2 separate regions of the Homo sapiens genome follow, and region 2 is linked to region 1. Evidence: chromatin loops called from intact Hi-C (ENCODE). Cell type or tissue: heart right ventricle. All regions are shown on one strand. Links, peaks and the distances in the headings refer to the core of each region. The heading gives the core; the rest is flanking DNA.

Evidence for each region. A loop is a pair of places that touch in the nucleus more often than their neighbours do. Peaks named below come from ENCODE experiments on the same cell type or tissue, not always from the same donor. Only the 100,000 strongest peaks of a DNase experiment are listed, where the experiment ranks them.
Region 2: it touches region 1 in a loop (2.3-fold over the local background); 3 of 110 quality-filtered maps call a loop at or near these places.

Annotation. Positions count from the first base shown.
Region 1 is chrX:69,091,530-69,097,739 of GRCh38, forward strand. LOC124905196 (a long non-coding RNA gene) reads right to left here and starts at 4,940. Exons shown (of 2, transcript XR_007068261.1): 1 at 4,799-4,940; 2 at 4,356-4,672. RefSeq lists an enhancer at 3,154-3,654. In heart right ventricle, for the core only: a CTCF peak has its summit at 2,624 (motif pointing right); a DNase peak (open chromatin) is centred at 2,632.
Region 2 is chrX:69,028,602-69,034,811 of GRCh38, forward strand. It overlaps LOC102723911 (a long non-coding RNA gene), which reads left to right and starts at 2,403. Exons shown (of 5, transcript XR_938425.3): 1 at 2,403-2,482; 2 at 5,005-5,154. LOC105373242 (a long non-coding RNA gene) reads right to left here. Exons shown (of 6, transcript XR_001755876.1): 6 at 2,519-3,451. RefSeq lists an enhancer at 4,934-5,742. In heart right ventricle, for the core only: a CTCF peak has its summit at 2,815; no DNase peak of the experiment used is centred there.

The DNA of each region.
Region 1 (6,210 bases), core at 347-5,346:
ACCACCCATTACCCAACCTGCCTCATTCCAAATCCCTGGCATTAATGCAATCAATGGAGGGGAAGCAGGCTCCCTTCAGCCGCCTGTCTGGCCCGCCCTGCACTGGCTTCTTGGTGCTGCTAAAGCCCTGCGCCCCAACCCCTTCTCCTCCTTGCACGTGTACAGGCCCCACACACCATTCACACATGTTCCTTGTAGAAACTGAGCAGGTCCTCTACCCACGGAAAAGGCTCTTCTGAAAACTCAACTGAATGAAGATATATACGTGCATATTTATTATTTCAATGAACGTTTATGGGGCACCAACTCTGTGCCAAGCACTGTTTCAAGGCACTGGAGATACAGCAGTGAACAGCCCAAAGTCCTTGTTTTCATGAACTTTAGCATTTAGCCTGGGGAAGGGGTGAACAATAAACAAGTAACCATAAGTTAACAAGTTAATCCCAGATTGTGACAGGAGCTATGAAGAAAATAAACCAGGCTTATGTAATTATGATGTTAGAGGGGGCTATTTTAGATTGAGTGATCACGGAAGGCCTCAGTGAGGAGGTAATGCTTGGGTCGAGACCCAGTTGACAAGAAAAAGTCAGCTATGTGGGAATCTGGGGGAAGGGTTTGAGGAAGAAACAGCAGAAAGCATAAAGGCACTGAGGTGGAAATGAACGTGATGGGGAAAAGGGGTAAAAGCTGAAGTTGGAGAGACAGAAAGGGACCATATCACATAAAGCCTTATAAGTCAGGATAAAGACTCTGAGTTTTACTCTATGTGTGATGAGAAGCCATTAAAGGGCTTTAAACATGTTAAAGAGTGTGATTGAATTTGTGTTTTAAGATCACTCTGGCTGCTACAAGGGGTATGGATTATTGAGGGGCAAGAGTAGAAGCAGGGAAATGTATTGCACCAGTCCAGGTGAGAGATGATGGTGGCCTGGCCTAGGCTGGTGGCCAGAGAGAAGTGGATATCAAATGGGTAATTAGCTACAACAGACTTCAGTAGAGGTGTCAGGCTCTTCCTGATTACCTCCAATGGATGATTCCTCCATATATCCACTCGAATTGTCTAGTTAGGCATCTCAAATATACTCTGGCTACAAAAGAATACTTGATTCCCCATCACCACCACCACCAAACCAGGCGGTTAGATATACAAGCATGGAGTTTAGGGCAAAGATCAAGATGGAAGATACAAATCTGGGGGAGTCATTGGCATATAGATGGTATTTAAAGCCATGGGGCTTGACGAGATCATTTATAGAGAAAATATAGGTAGAGGAGATGAGAACATCTAACACTAAGATCCAACATTTAGAGGAAGAGCCTGCAAAAAAACAGAGAAGGAACAATCAGAGAAATAGTAGGAAAGCCTGAAACTAGGAAAGCCTGGCTCCAGGAGGGAGTGGTCAACTATAGCCAATGTTTCTGAGAGGTCCAGAAAGGCAAGGCAGATCGTTGGGGTTGGCAATGTTGGGTCATTGGTGATCTTTGACAAGAGCAATTTCAGTGAGGATGGAAGTCCTCTAGGGTAGCTAGAGGTGAGAATGGGCTGTGAGGAAGCAGACACATTGAGTGTAGAAATCTGGTGTGAGAGGTCCCACTGTGAAGGAAAGCAGAGTGATGAGGCAGAAGCTGGAGGAGTGCATGGGTGAGGAAAAAGTAGCAGGGCAGTGGATTCGAGGCCTAAGTGAGGACGGAGCCTTGGTAGGTAAGGGTACTAGAGGGAATAAGAATAATAGAGTGTAGGATCAAAAAGTGAGATGATTGAAATCAAGATTCTTAAACTGATGTCATTAATCATGATGGCAAGGTCAAGGGTATGGCCAAGAGAATCAGTGACTCAGATGGGATGAAGGGCCAGATCCTTGGAGGTGTGAGGTACTCCAGGAAGAGAAAAGCCAGAGTGGTAGGTCTATGTTAATGAAGAAGTTGCAGGATGTGGGGGTAGAGAGGAGACAGTCAGCCACCTACTAACATCTTCAGTGAATGGAGGGCAGCGACAAATACAGTCAAAAGATGGCAGCCTTCAGGAGGGGTGGGAGATGAGGCAGTCTTTGGAAGAGCCATTGTTTTAGAAGGAGGAAGGAAAACAAGTGGTCTAGAAGCAGCCATGGGAAACAAGGAGGACATCTACCCCATCTCCCTGCCCAGAGGTATGTGGGGTGTGAGAGAAAAATATAGCCCCCAAAATATAACAGGAGAGTTGTGACCTTGGTGTATAGAAATAAAGGAAACGGTTATAAGAGGTTGAGCATATGGGGAAGGGGCAACAGTTGCTGCCAGTAGACCATGGGTCCCAGAAGGCAGAGTGGAAGGGTTTGAGGAGCTTGGAAGGAATGTAAGATGAGGCCCAAAGTAGGGACTGTACACGGCAATGGAGGGATTGGAGTTTGGGGGGTGATGGAAGACCAGGAGGCCTGGCTTCTGTGGTGAGCAAGGCAAAGAGGGATATGAGTCCTAATGAGATATAGCAGGATTCCGTCAAGAAAATGGGCTCATCAGGTCAAGCCAGCAGACACGGGGAAGCTGAAAGACTGCCTGCCTGCTACTGGCTGGTGGTGCTGAGGCGGAGGGTGAGCTAAGACCTGTAACGAGGGGAAGCTCTGTAGGTCTCCCATATAACCTGCAGGGGGCAGTGTCTCTGTTGAGAGAGAAGACAATTTCAAACAAGCAAAGCATGGAAACAAACTTCCAAGCAGCCACTCATGACTGCATACCCTCAGATACACACTTGTATGCACACAGAGACCCTAGCCCAACCCCCCACGAAGCATGAACTTGTGGACAAAATCATATGTACATAAGCAGGCATGTACACTTTTGCATGTACCAACGTACACACACCATGCATACAGGCCCAACACACCATGCACAGCCATATTACCCCATACCATCACATACACACATGCAAGCACACACCCACGCACACGCACATGCATGCAGAGGCAACCGAGAGTGGGTTTTCTTAAGTCTTGCCAAGCCACAGACATCAGAAAATCAAGCTGAAGTTGAACAATCCAACCCAGAAAAGGGGGAGGAGATGAAGGGCGTGAGAATGAGGTGTGTGTTGCGGTAGTCCGGAAGCGGGGAGCAAGGGAGCCAAGTGCTGAGTTAAAAAAAAAAAAAAACTAGACCGTTTGGAAAAGGGAAAGCCTTCAGACAGAGCAGGAATGCAGGCTGTAATTAGAATCGCTTCAACCGTCTCTAGATTGGGAGAGGATAGGCAAACTGGTTACACATGCGGCATGGTGAGCCCCAGCCCAGATAATACTGGCAAAGCATGTGCACATGGGAGCATGCAAGCGCTGTGGAAAATGCACTTAACCGAACCACATTGGGCCCTGGGGAAGCCAATGTGAGGTAGCCCCCTTCACTTGCCCCTGCAGCCACTTTCCTTCAGGCTGGACCTCTCACCAGACTCAGGGCCACCACCACAAACATGTGTATGTCCCCAACAGGGTAGGACTTGCCAAAGGCCACAGAGTGGGCCTAGGGAGTGATGTGGTGATGTAGGCACTGGACTGGAAGACAGTATCTCCGAGTTTGAGTCCCAGGTAAGCCACTGACAGGCTGCCTGACTGGGGCCACATTCCTCCCCTGCTTTGGGCCTCTGTAGCCTGAAGGGAGATCTTGGGGTCCTTCCAATCTGGCCCTGAGTATTCATCCAGGACTATTGGTTCTGAGCAGCTGGAAGGAGGCAAATGAAAGAGATTTGTGGGGTGCCTGCAAGATGAGGAGCTGGGCTGGGAGGGATGTGAGTGTCTCTGGCTCCCCTGGCCCTGGGCAGAGGTTGCACTGAGGGAGAAACTTCACACGCTGGTGTGCTGTGGGCCCCAGGGACTGAAGCAGGCCTAGGAAAGAGGGCCAGGCGGCCACAAACAGAATCCTTCCTATTCCCTCTGGCCCTCCCCTTCCCTTCTTCTCACCTTTCTCCACCAGGCTTTCTGGGAGGCCTCAGGGCCAGCTGCTATCATCACTAAAAATAGCCTAGGCAGCTTTGGGTGTGAAGGAGCCCATCTTACTTGCAGGGTCCCAGAGGCCTGGCAGGTGGCAGTTGGTATCTATGGCCCCTCCAAGCCTGAGAGATCAGATTATCCTTTTCAAGGAGAAATCTTGCAAGCCCCAGTTCCAGCCAAAAGCTTAGGTTGCCCATGCACTGCCCTCTTTGTTCTTTGTTTCCCAATATCCCAGCGACTCCAACTTAGAGCCTCACACAGTGGGTAGCCTGGATCCTGGTGCTCAGAGAACTATAATAATAACAATGATAATAATAATAGTTAACACTTATTGAACACTACTGTGTGTCAGGCACTTTGCCAAATGCTTTGCATGTATTCACTCATGACTCTTCACAACAACTCTTTGAGGTAGGTCCTATATCCCCATTTTATAGGTGAACAAACTGAGGCACAGACAGATTAAGTACATTACCCATGGTTACACAGCTAGTAAGCGGTAGAATGAGGATGCTTTTTCTTCTCTTAATTCCTTCAGGGAGAGGAAGATTCTGATAATGATAATAGTAATAGTTAATATTTATTCATCTTCACGGGCACTGGGCAGCTGAAAGATCCTCAAAGCTAAAGGGATGAAGGGTTAAATCCTTGGTTTGCTCCTCAGTAGCTGTGTGACTCTGAGCAAATGCCTTCACCTTTCATAGCTTCTTGAGTTTCCTCATCTGTAAAATAGAAATAATCACAATAGCTGGCTCTCAGAGTGGCGAGAGGATTGTAGGAGATGATGTGTGAGGAAGTACTTAGCACAGAGGAGCTCACATCACCCTCTTTCCCCTTCTGAAAGATACCTGGGGCTTTTTTGTCTCATTCTCTCCAGTGGCCGGGTGGAGACCACCTGAAGTCCTGAGCCCAAGCTGTTCTTTCCACGTGGCACTAAAGGCACAGTACCCAGGGCCTCCGGGCTTTTCAGGGGCCTATGAAAACATGTGAGCCCCAAGAAAATTTATTGGCTCTAAAATATGAAAAGAAAACAGCAGAATTGGAATTAATAAATGTTCTATTATACGTCTACAAAATGTAATATAATACCAACCTCATTAATTGTTAAATTTAGTATTCCTAAAAATTTCATTACATTTGAAAACAATTTGTTGGTTAGATTTCCTCACTTTGCAAGAATTCCCAAGTATGCACAGTGATTACAAAGAAATCAGAGCCAATTGGGAATGAAACGAGTTACTCATAGGCAAATAATTTCGAAAGCGGAATTATAAAATCCTTTGAAATATTTTATGGCAAAAATTACATTTAATATGGGATGTGGGAGCATTTTCATATATATGACACGCTGTGGGGTGAAGCCTCTAAAAGTGAGAGTGCCTAGGGCCTGCCCCAAGACAGAGGGAACAAGAGTCCCTTTGTGAGGCACACTGGGATGGGGGGAAGCGTCCATGCGCCATGGTGGGCGCCCACCGCTCTGGTTGTTCCCCTCATCTCCTAAAAAAACAAACAAACAAAAAAACCAAAAAACAAACAAACAAACAAAACACCAACCAAAAAAACCACCCTGGCCACATGCGTATAAGCGCTGGCAGAATGGCCCTTTCGGAGCAGCCCTTTCATGTACTGCCCTCGGCTCTTATCAAAGGCCCTTTCAAGAAACAGGCATGCCTGTGTGCCTTTCATAATCGGGAAGAGAAATAAACATTATCTGATGAAAATCGAGAAGAAAACAGCCATGTGTTAACGGTGTCTGTTGGGTTGTCAAGCCATTGCCCAGGACATTGACCACTGGGCTGCTCAGTGCCCCTCAGGCAAGGGCCCACATGAGGTGTTTCTCTCCCAATTTAGCACCAGCATAAACTTGGGGTCCCTTGAGTACCTGTCAGTTTCTTCCTCTCTGATAACGAAAGCGGCAGAATGCTCTGCTTCTGGCTGGCTCACAATGGGAGGCCGCCTCTGCGCAGGCAGGGAGTGAGAAGCACACAGGCCACCACTTACTTCTACGTGACCTGGGCCAGGTCCTTTCCCGCTGAGCCTCATGTGCAACATGGGGTTAAGTCACAGGGTTAGCGTGAGGATGCACTGAGATAATGAATGTCAAGTGGAAAGAACGGGCCTCCGTACTGTTAAGAACGCCAGGTTGGGAGCGGATTTGCTCTCAACTGCTGGGACTTGATGACTCAGGCCTCCCACCCCAAGATGCCTACCTGCTCTGCAGGATCTCTGACATCCCAGCTCTGTGACCAACACATGCCAG
Region 2 (6,210 bases), core at 641-5,640, 63 kb before region 1:
GAAAGCTCTTTGAGAACAGGGACTGGCCCTCCTGTTCATTTCTGTGGCCCCCCTTCCCCCAGTTACCTAGCACTGGGCTTGGCAGAACATAGGCGCTCTGGCCACATTTATGAACTAAATATACAATCTCATTTGCAACCTCACAGCAACCCAATGGGATAGTTACTATCATCCTCCATTTTACAGTCATAAAGTGAGGGCCAGGAAGGCGAATGCATCTGCTCAGGGTCAAACTAGCTGTAGTAGCACAGCAGGGATGCAGTCTGTGTAACACAAGTCCATTCTTGTTCCATTGCACCACTCTGCTGTCTTCACCCCTAACTCTCTGTGATGCTGCCCTGATCAACACTCTGGCTGGTGGGGAAGGCCACTGGGTCAAATGGAGAGCCCCACAGGCAGAGATTGGTGAGGGGTGTGGGTGACAAAATTTCAGGCCACTCCTGACTTGAGCTGGATCCTAGCTGTTCTATTGCCACAAGTGTCCTAGGATCTCAGAGTGTGCTAGTAGTGGGCAAGACCACCTCTGATGAACACATACAATGAGGGACTATGGGGCAATGAGATGTTGGGAAAGGGAAAGGAAAAGGTGTGGGAAAGGACAACTGCTGAAAATAGCAGAGACAGGCACCCTGGCCTTCCTGGTTATCTATTGTATCTAAAGATACAATAAAGTACTTTGAGGTTCTTCCTGGAGTCTATCATAAGTCCTTCCTGCTGCTATCTAAACCCATTCTTTCTAGCTTTATTGCATCTGGGCTTCTATACAAACAACTTTTTACTGTACTTTAAATAACATCCTTTCAGGGGCTCTGGCCGGCAAAGAAAACTCCTCTACTCAAGCCAAGAGTGAGGAGAACTTGCACCAACTCTACCCAAGGAAATCAATTGCCGAACTCATTGCCTAAAGGGGCCTGAGTAAAAAGAGCCCTGGACTCAGCTTCTGGCTCTCCCAGTGACTGTCTGTAACTTTGGACATGTTATTTGGGCATTCTGTGCCCCAGTTCCCACATGTAGAGTAGGTATTATCCATTGACCTCCTATCTTAGGAGCATGGCAAACAGTCACTGCTCAATAATCAGAGTTGTGGTCTGGTGATAACATGAATCTGCATCTTCATGGAATTCCGCTCACTGATTCCTGCGCCTTTGACTTGCCTTGGCTGAGAGTTTACACATCAAGTCTAGCCCTCAGCTCCAGCCCTCGGCTTGTACCTGCACAGTTCTGGGAGGCCTGCGTAGTGCCCTGCGCTACCCCAGGAGCCGCCTATGCCTGAGCAGTATCTCCTCCCAGCCTTCCGGCTCCACGATTCTTTCCCAGTGGCCACCCTGACTTCTACAGCTCCGCAGCTGCTCTCTGTACAATATGACTGCCCCATCTTCTGTTTCTCTGAAAGCTCCTAGGATTGCTTTTTAGCCAGGGACCCCTGAGTCACATACCCAGGCCTCCAGTGTTCAGAAGCCATGTCAATGCATCCAGCTCTGAATTTACATTTGCATTTCCAAAGCCCAATTTACATTACAATTATTCCTGTCTTGCCATGCAGGGGGACTCCACACATATTTTGGGGGAGGCCTTCTGGCCAACTCTAAGGATTGACAATCACATCTTCTTGGGCCTCATTCCCCTAGCACTAGGGCTTTTTTTCTTGGTTTCTTAGAGTGACCACACAACCATATCTTTCATTCTTACTCCTTTTCCAGGTAGGAAGTATATCTGGGCCACTCTAACCAACAGGGCTGAACCCACTTAACAGTCCTTGTCATGGTATTCTGTCCCATTCCTGACTCCAACCAGTTGGAATACAAAGGATATACATTTTGTGCATCAATTTAGCAAAAATTTAAAATAGTGGCCAAGGTTGCGGTGAGATGGGCAATCTCATGTACTGCTGGTGGAAGTGTAAATTGGTATAGCCTTTTTGGCAGGCAATTTGGAAATATCAAGACCCTTAAAAACAGGTATACATTGTGACTCGATAATTACCCTTACAGGAACTGACACTAAAGAAATATCTGCAAATTTGGATTAAAATATATGTAAAAGCAATTCATAAAAACAGTAATAAGCTAAATGTCCACCATAAGAAAATTAAATACATACAATTATCTACAATTTATAAGGATATTATGGAGGAAAAATTTGCTCATGCTATAACGTTAAGCTAAAATATGAAGAATACCAAATCATAGATACAGCATGATCCTGATTTTTTGTTTTTACTAACAGTAAACGTTCATATAAAAAGACTAGAAGGAAATTAACCAATTGTTAACAGTGTCTGACTCTAGGTGGTGGGATTATAGTGGATTATAATAATAAAAGCTAACACTTGTATAGCGCTTTTCTCAGCACTTTACATATATTTATATACACTTACTCCTTATATCTATCCTACAGGAGAAATACCATATTATCCCCATTTTGCAGATGAGGAGACAGAAGTGGAGAGAGGTGAAGTGACTTGCTCAACATCACACAGTTGGTAATTTTCTTCTTTGTAATTGTCATTCTCCAGATTCTCCACTATGAGTATGTTTGACTTTTATAATCAGAACAAAAATGCACAGGGATAAGCTTTGTTAAGAAAAATTGAAGGGTACTGTGGCTTACAGGGCCTCCTTGGCCCAGCTGGAGACAGCTCTACTGAGCAGCCAGTTTTTATGTGGCACTGCAGGTCTTGGGGTCTTTGTGATCTTCTCTTGGCCTATCCTGTCTGGCCACAGCCCACCGCTCAGGGCCTGCCCCTCTCCTGCTTGATATGCCTCATGGCTAATGCCCCACCTCCCCACCTACTGGCCTTTGTCCCTTGCAGGGAAAGCCTACTTTGCTAGCTGGACGCTCACCTCTACTGTCCATCCCTGGAATAGCAGAGGCTGGCAGTGGGCTGGCTTTGCCTACCAGCCCCATCTCAGGGACATCACCAAGGGGGATGTGGAGGGGGACATTTATCTTCAGGCCCCTGTCCCCGAAGATTCTACAGAGATTTGTTGTTTTCAACTGTAACAGAGAGGTGGCATTGTCTAGAAAGGGGCTGACCTCCTTACCTTGGCCCTGGGCCCTCTTTACTCTGCAGAGGCCACTGCCCCATCTTTTCCTGGCTTGACCACTGCTTACACAGGTCACAAGCACTTCTGTGTGGGTGCAAGCATCAGCCACCCAGCTTTCCTGGGATCACACCTGGCTGCAAGCTGGTTCAAGTAAAAATGGAAGCTCTCTGGAGGGGAGGAGTAACTGCAGCTCTGTGCCTTCTCGTGCCCTCTTCATGCCATGCCCTGGCCACTGTTCCAAATCCAGATTCCAGGAATGTTTAGCAAGGCCTGCGGGGTGGGATGTGGAGGCTGGTCCCCAGAATATGGGGAGCAAGAAGCGGGCAAGAGGGTGCTATGAGTTCTCTTGCAGGCTGGAGGAGGAGCAGCAGATCCCACTGTAGGCAGCTTTGCTTCTTGGCCCTCTGGAAGGCAAGAACAAAATGGAGTTTGGGAAAAATAATTGATAGGATGCCTGGGATCTTGTCCTGGCTTGTCCTCTAACTGTCTGTGTGACCCAAGCAAGGCCCTTCCCTTCTCTGGGCCCCAGAATCCTTCTCTGGAAAATGACAAGAACAGTGATCCATTTCACTAGGCTGTCATGAGAATCAAGAGACACCTACACAGGATGGGAATGCAGTTTGTATAGTAGAAAACAGGGTGGAATCGTGAGCTGGTTAGGAAGCTGAGAGATTCTGAGTCAGTACTTTTCCCTCTCCAAGGCTCCATTTCCTTATCTGTGTAAGTACACTGGGGAGTGCGTGCTCTTCAACAACTTTGTGAAAGCAACGAGCCCATTTCCTATAAAAGTACACAGCAAACAAAGTGTTGCACATGATTTCAGGAAGGCCTTTAATTTCATGGGTCTCTTTTTGGGCCACTTCCAGGCCAGAAACCCCTGTCCTAGGTGAAGGCTTTAACCCCTTGTCTAGCCAGCTTTCTGGGTGTTAGGCAGCCTCTGCTCACACACCTGTGGTGATAGAGAACTCACTCCTTGCCAGGTAACTGGTTCCACCCTTGCAGACCTCTGACTTTGCTTATGCTCAGCTGAAATCTGCCTCCCTGGAGGCTTCTCAGAGGCTTCCCTGCCTAAGGAAGCTGAAAAATGCCTGGGGCCAGGTGTGCTCTGGGCTCTGGGTTATCTGGGCAAGAGCATGACTCAAAGCCAAGTCAGCTACTTTGCTGCTGCTGCTCCCAGAGGTGGATGCTGGATTTTCTGCCTCATAAAGTTGTCCACCAAGTCACTCTGGAGGCAGCTTGTGGCCGGGCTCTGGCAGCCAGCTGGTCTGCTCAACTTCCCCCAAGGAAGGGGGCAGCTGGAGGTGGGGTCTTGACAACACCTCTTGCACTAGCCTGCAGCACTCTCAAAACCAGGGTTAAAAGACCTACCCCCACCCCCACCATCCCTCCAGCATGGGATGATGTCCTGGTGTGAGCTCAGGAGCTAGAGAGAGCAGGTTTCAACTCAGAGATCCTAATAGTAAATACCTCAACCAGGAGCAAGGAGTGTTAAATAAAGTAATGAATGTAATGAACATCAGTTCCCTTCCTCCTGCTGCCCCCTCCCTAGGCCTGTCCATTTCAGCGGGGCAGAGTTAGTGTGAAGCAACTAGATTGAGCATTTCTTGAGTATTTAGTATGGACCATGTTCTGGGCATGTTAGATCTTGAGAAGAAACCCATCAATATGTTCAACTTAATTGCCCAAGTTCACACAGCTGGTAAAGAATGATGAGGAATTTGAACCCAGGTCTGGCTTCCCTAAACACACATTCATAACATGGCATCATCCTGCCTCCAGGCAAGGGGTGAAGATGATACCCTCCCACATAAAGCGGCTTCTTTTTTAAGGTTCTTTCAGGACCACCATTCAGATTGTTCTAGGGGAAAAAGAAGCAAAAAGGTTAATGGATTCCCTTAGCCCCCAAATCCTCACCAAATTGTGCATGGAGTAACTTCTCCCTCTCTGCCGACGCCAGCCTTCCCACGTGTGTGAGACCATTGCTGTGGAAAGAAGCCGGGCCTGACTTCAGGGATCTGGTGTGAAATGACTGGACCCATGCGTTCTGAGTAAACAAGAGAGCCCCTTCTGGCTTCTCCGGGAGGAACCAAATGGCTTCAGCATTCAGGTAGGCAAGAGAGGCCCGTGAAAGGAAGTTTGTTCAGCTCGGATCAAGAGAAACAGATACTTCTTGGGTGGCAGGGTGAGGCATTTGGTGGTCTGAGCTGAGGGTAGGAACAGGGTGGAGTACCAGAGAAGCCTGGGGAAGAGGGCGACACAGAGCTGGAGTAGGGCTTGCCCAAGGCCTCTGGGGCCCTGGGCTGAGAGGGAGATGGGGCTCCTGTGCCTGTCCAGTTTACCCTCTAAGGCACCCTCAGTTAGCCTCTGCTTCCCTCAGGGCCCGCTCCCCGCCTGGCCAGAGCCTAACTCCACCTCAGAAAAGGCATTCCTGGGCTTTCCCAAGGCAGACCTGGCAGGCCATTGCCATGGCAGCCAGGGATTGCTGGGAGGAGGAGCAGGAGAGGAGCGACCCGGGAACTGTTCCTGCAGGAAGGCATTTCCTGGGTCCTTCGGTGCCTAACCTGAGGGGATGTTGCTCTCTGTGGCTTATGGCTGGCAATTGAGGTTATGGCCTTCCTCAGCCCACCCAAGGCCAGTCTCCAGTCTGAATGTGGTGTGTGTGTGCGTGCATGTGTGTGTGTGTGTGTGTATGTGTGTGTATCTGTTAGTCTGTATATGTGTGTGGGTATACCAAACCCCGGGGGGGGCCACATGTGTGTATGGATAAGTGTGTATGTGTACACTCATGGGGGTACACAGAGGCCCCACAAGAGCAGGGGCCCTATATGTATGTATGTCTTTGTGAATGTTTCTTGAAACAGTAGGGAGAGGAGGAGAAAAGACAAAAGCCTTAAATGACTCTGGCTTTTGGAGGAGCCAGCCCAGTGTGGCGGGTGTAGGGAGCGGGCCGGCCAGGGGCCTGATTGGAACCAGACTCAGCAAGGAGGGGCTGTAAATGTTTTTTGCTGCCTGTCCTGAGAAATTTATGTCACACCCACTCCATCATCCTGGCGGGGGCAGCTTCTCCCAGCTGCCTGTGGTTCTGGGCTTTCCAGCGTTACCAGCAACCACTATGGGGGTCCCTGAGCCTCCCTCAGTCCCGGGCTTGGGTGGACCCATCCCA